Linked DNA regions of Homo sapiens: region 1 is linked to region 2. Evidence: chromatin loops called from intact Hi-C (ENCODE). Cell type or tissue: PC-3. All regions are shown on one strand. Links, peaks and the distances in the headings refer to the core of each region. The heading gives the core; the rest is flanking DNA.

Region 1 (2,924 bases), core at 257-2,756, 210 kb after region 2:
TGAAAGACTTGAGGATCACCTACATAGAGCGAAAACAGAAAAAAACCCCGAATCCCATTGCTTTGGCACTAGTATCTTTGGCTGATCTGAGATTACATGAGACACCAAAAATAAAAACACTGAACTTTGGTTTGATGAAATAGATAATTCAGGTTGTCATTTATAATTTTAGAGTTTGCTTCACATATACAATGCTGTGTTACGAAACAATGAACACTTTTATAAAAAATTTATTTCACACTTTTATACAAATATCCACAGGTAATTTCTAATCATGAAATAATTTTACAATGCTAGTTAGTACAAAAATGTATCAAATGCAAACAGACCAGTGACTTGACTTGAGATGACATTTTTAACAACCATAAATCTAAACACCATAACATCTTTGTTTCTTTGTTGAACCACCCTCCCAACACCCTTTTCAGGACATTCATCTTTTTTTTAGTAACACAGGTCTAAAAACACTGTCAAAGTATCAGCTCCTTAGCAATCTAGCAATCTAAACACATTAGGGACACAAGTTCCCCAAGCAAGAAACTGAGACTTTAAACACTGTTATAACCTGTTTTACAGAAATTTTTGTAAACAAAATATATTTTGTGACTAAGAATTCCAAAGTACAACCAAAACAACGTCCTTAGTATCTTAAGGTTTAAGATTTCCGAAAAGAAAAAAGCCCCCCCAAAACAACAGTGGCACTACAAACTGTGTTCTATTCTTTCAAAACACAGACACTGCTTATACTATATCCAAAACAAATTAGCACCTGTTTGCTGTTGCTCCCCATATAACTTAACATTGTGAAGCATGGTAATTAAAAAAAATCAGCTTTCATATCTATTCAGTCTCTGTTGAATGTATAGAGTAATAATTCCACCCCCTGCCATTTTTACAATTAAAACACAATTTAAAGTTCTTGTTAAATTAGCCCCAAAGTAATTTTTGGGAATACAGATAGGGGAGGAAACAAAACAAAAAATAGAACATCGACTCACTGATTAACTGTTTTGGTAGCAGATTCAGTAGTCTTATACTGGATCAGTTTGGATCCACCATAGGCATTCACCATTTCTTTCAAGTCCTGAATATACAGTATTTGCAGCAGTGAGTAAACCGCACTAGAGTTCAGTGAATAAACCCATTTTCTCCAAGAATTCCTGAATGTTACAGTATGAAATCCAGAAACATTATGCAGGCTTCTAAAGTAAAAAATATCCAATGCCTGAAATAAACATCTTTACAGTTATAATTCTATTTCTTAAACCTTTTGGGTTGTGGGGTGGAGGCTGTCATGAAGGAGAGGTTATAGTTTATAGATAAGTTATTAAAACAACTCTCTCTGGTACATTTATAAAGATTTTCTTTTTGCAGTAAATAATTTAGGTCAAAGTGATGACCTCCCATGCTCTAATTCTGATTGATTAAACCAACCTGAAGGGTAAACTGGAGACTCTTTGGCCTGTTAGTCAATAACAAAATGGTTTGTAAAGAAAAGAAAAAATAAATACCATATACAAATAAGTATAACTAGCATTCAAGTCTGTTGCACCTGTGTGTTTTAGTGAAAGGGAGAATGAAACTTGTATGCATTTGACGTGAGCAGGTATTCACACAGCTAGGAAACAGGAAAAGACGGTAGGATGGCAACATCACCTTCTATTGCACATTTAGTTTAAGACAGCACTTTCCGTTGAAACACAACTACCCCAATGGCATAGTCTTGTGATGTGGGACAGCTAACGTGATGGACGTCTGCGCAGCAGGCCCGAGGTTAGGACGGCCACTCTGTTAGTGCAGGTGAGTGTAGGTGCCTCCTCAGCTACACTATCTGGAGGATGTCACCTGAGTGCAACTGGGCAGGCCCTTCCCCAACACATGATGTAAGTCAGCCACGCCAAAAATAAAGGCAACCCAGAAAGTTAAATTACGGCAGTTAAAGAAAAATCCATTCCAACAGTTTTAAATTTGGCTGTGCAAAACAGGAGCCTTAGGCTACGTAACAATATCCACAGTTAAAACTGTAGGTTCGTACTGTGTGTAGTCACTCTGAAATCAGTCCTCAGGGATTGAGCAGGCTTTTAAATCCAAATTGAATTTCTGAGTTGGAAAAAGCAGTTTGGGTACTGTGAAGCTTTTTTTTTTTAGGCCCCCGCTATGAGTAGCTTTCATTTTCGTTCCACTTTGTGATCCACTGTTTTTTTTCAAGGTTATCAATATACTTTTCATCTTTGATCTCTCGCTCTTCTTTCCGGATCCTTACAGCATGGTATCGGGGAACACTGTCATCGTACCTAGAGCGTTTAAAGAATCCACACTAGAGAAGAGGGAAAGAGAAAGAGAAACAAATTAATCTCACAAAGAAGCAAATACACTAAATGGGAATGTCTAAGCTTTCTGTTCAGCTATGTCTACCTCTGGACTAAGGGGAAAAAGACATGGTTTTCTTTTAAGAAAGAACCAAGAGGCTGAAATGAAAGAAGAGCCAGTGGGGATCAACGGAAGAGAACAGCTGTAAAACTGGAAGAAAAGTCCATTTTCATCTTCTCTTTACATTTTATAACAAATGTAGGCTACCTCTTTACTAACAATTTAAGAGTTTATGAAAACAGTGCTTCCATATTTAAAAATAATCACAATATGATATGTAAAATATCTGATTATCAGATTAGATTAAGAATAATTTTTAAATGGCATAAACCAAAGATTATTTCATGCCCCTTTCCCACTAATAAAATGCAAATCATGTCACAAGTATTTTACAAATTACTATTTGAATATGCCAGTGTTCCAACAGGTCAACTTTATAATCTTTTTCTCTCCTCTGAGGCTCTAGTACACATATCACTTCTCTCATTAGCCAGGAGGTCATTTATGTTGCCTGGATTTGCTATTGTGCTTCTAATTAAGCTATTTCATTAATC
Region 2 (2,924 bases), core at 193-2,692:
CCTAAGGATCCCATGACAACAATAATAGTAAAAGCCACATTATATGTTAAATTACTTGTGAACTATTGCAGGTTAGAAATAAAAGTACTCACTTATCTTGTTCTTTTTATATTTGTTACAATTTATTACAGGGGAAACTGAAAACCCATGGGTTCTAACAAAACAGACAATTCAGAATCTTAGAGGTTTAAGACAATAGTTTCTAACCTAGTCTTTTAAACCTATAACCTTAACAGTCTTAATATGACTCTATATGCAAATAAACGTAAATATATGTACATTATATATGTAAATATATGTAACTAATATATATGTAACATCTTTTAACAACAACAAAAATATAAGACAGATAAGAACATATTCCTAAATGTTCTATAATCTCTTCCTCTCCTTTTGAGCAAAGGGAACTCTTTTTTTTTTTTTTTTTTTTTTTTTTTTGAGCTAGGTTCTCACTCTGTTGCCCTGGCTGGAGTGCAATGGTACAATTACAGCTCACTGCAGCCTCAACCTTTCGGGCTCAAGTGATCCTCTCACCTTATCCTCCCGAGTAGCTGGGACGAAAGGCCTGCACCACCATGCCTGGCTAATTTTTTAATTTTTATGTAGAGACAGCATTTCACTATGTTGCCCAGACTGGTCTCGAGTTCCTGGACTCAAGGGATTCACCAGCCTCTGCCTCCCAAAGTTCTGGGATTACAGGTGTAAGCCACTGTACCCAGCCATAGAGAGCTGTCTTGACAGCCTTCTATAAATTTATAGATGCACAATTTGCCTGCATCCAAATTCCTATTCTCATTACCATGTGATAACTTTGGTTGCTTCCATTAAGGAATGGAAATATATTAGTTTATTCACACATTTAACCATTATTTATTAAGCATTTCCTGCGGACCTAAACTGCTTGTACTAAACTGCTGGGCAAAGAATTGTTACTTTATTTGGAAATGTAAACTGTGAGGGTGGAAGGTAGGGACAGAGTGGAAGAGGAGATTAATGCACTATCTCTGAACTAAAATAGTTTGGAAGCAGATCTGAAAGTTCTGGAAACACACTGACACACTATGGCTCTTTCTGTTGGTCACAAGAGACATCTTTATGTCACTATTAATGCTAAACATTTCTAGAAGTAAATTGTCCAGCCAGTGAGGACAATTGCTGGAATGGAATAAGAGAAGAAAATGTCAGGGGAAATTTGGCATAGTCAAAATTCCAATCTAGGCTTAAAGAGGATGCTCTCTAAGCTCTCATTTACAACCTAGGAAAAATTTTAGTTTTGCAGTGAAAGTTGGCATAGCCACCAGTTGGACTAAATAACTTCCAATGTGCTTTCCAATAATAGGCTTGTATCAGGTTACACTCAGAGCACAGAATCACATTGAGAGAATTTAGTTACGTGATGTAATTGTTTAGTGGCATGAGAGCCTTCTCCACAATGTGGATATAATGACTCACTCGACTGAGAATTAGAGCATCCTTGCTTTTGCATGGGAATGTTTTGCTTCCTCTAGGGTGGCAGCAAAGGGGTAGAGCTGAAAAGAATAAAAGGTTGAGAACTACCTGTCTGTAGCTTGACAGTCTGACAATTTCACTGATCTCTGGCACCTCCAGCAGAGGGCAGGCTGGTATAGAGAAAAGAAGGAAAACATGAATTTCTTAATTTCCTTTACAGCCAGTCCTTGCTTTGCCCAGTAGTGCAGGACCATAAAAAGGACTGTGCATGCCTAAACCATGCAAAGCAATCTTCATAACTTTCCTGACCTTTAATAATTGTTGTCAAAACATTAAAACTTTGTATATGTATAAGGAAATGTCAAAACATTAAAACTTATACATGTATAAGGAAATGAAAAAATACTAAAACTAGCATGTTATTTAGCACATTGTAATTTAAAATATAAGAAACATTGGAATGAAAGTGTTTTATTTCTTTGTGAAAAATATATTAAGAGTACTTTGAATTATGCTTTCAGTCTTCTTGTTGCAGAACTCATGGTAGGAAACAAGCATCTTTCACATGTCTCAGCTGATTGTCATACTCCTTTGTGAATTTGGATCAGCTTCCAACATGTTACCCTTTGCATTTTGGATGTGGTGAAGTATCTCTAAGAGTGCCTTTACCGTGAAAGTTTTTTCCAGCATCGCTTCCTCTGGCACACCTTCATCCATTTCCTCACAGCCACTTTCGTCACTTACGTCATGAGTTCACCTGCACTAAGTTCCCCTGGCTGCATACCCAGAATCTCTCCAGTGGTAGCAGGGTCAACATTCCCAGGGTCAGCGATTTCCTCTATAACTTCATTATGTTCACTTCAAATTTCATTTGCAGTATTATCACTTTTTTTTTCTTTACTGCAATTTCGTCTTTGTTGGCAAACTGTCTTTTTCAGTTATTCATTTTTGTAAAATGTCATGTGGGTTTATCACTGAGCGATAAGAAGACCATACTACCATTGCTGTCCATCACTGAATTGAATAACAGATGCACCGTGACCCATCAGGAACAGACTGGAAGAAGTGATGTGATCAGTTGCTGATCATTGATGCATATCCGTTATTTACATAGTGACTTGTGAACTAAGAGCTAGCAGCAAAGTTGGCACTTTATGCAATTTCTCACAGTTAGTATGCCATGGTAACTGAAATTTGAATTGTGCCGTTGGGTGACTGCTGTTATTTAACTGAATGGTGGTAACTGAAATTGATACACAATGTAACCATTCGAGCAAGGACTACCTGTATTTTCCACATCCACCCTCACAAAGAATGTATGAAAAGTTTGCTGAAATTAAGCAAGAATTAGCTTCAAGACTGACAGCAAACTTATTTGGGATGAGCGTTGCCTTTCCTTTTCCCTAACAGAACTAACTTCATTTCTTTTTTCAACAAAACATATTGATGGGTCATTTGGTAGGTGGACTCACTTA

The links. A loop is a pair of places that touch in the nucleus more often than their neighbours do. Peaks named below come from ENCODE experiments on the same cell type or tissue, not always from the same donor. Only the 100,000 strongest peaks of a DNase experiment are listed, where the experiment ranks them.
Region 1: a loop joins it to region 2, with 3 times the contacts of the local background. A loop is called at or near these places in 4 of 110 quality-filtered maps.

Annotation. Positions count from the first base shown.
Region 1 is chr2:172,503,484-172,506,407 of GRCh38, reverse strand. It overlaps ITGA6 (integrin subunit alpha 6), which reads right to left. Exons shown (of 26, transcript NM_000210.4): 26 at 1-2,317. The region is part of intron 1 of PDK1-AS1 (PDK1 and ITGA6 antisense RNA 1); the gene reads left to right. Among named protein-coding and RNA genes, the nearest start is that of ITGA6-AS1, 39 kb to the right of the region's middle. In PC-3, for the core only: no CTCF peak of the experiment used is centred there; no DNase peak of the experiment used is centred there.
Region 2 is chr2:172,709,380-172,712,303 of GRCh38, reverse strand. It overlaps a transcript of PDK1 not described here. Among named protein-coding and RNA genes, the nearest start is that of RAPGEF4, 25 kb to the left of the region's middle. In PC-3, for the core only: a CTCF peak has its summit at 1,609 (motif pointing right); a DNase peak (open chromatin) is centred at 1,473; H3K27ac peaks cover 1,630 bases.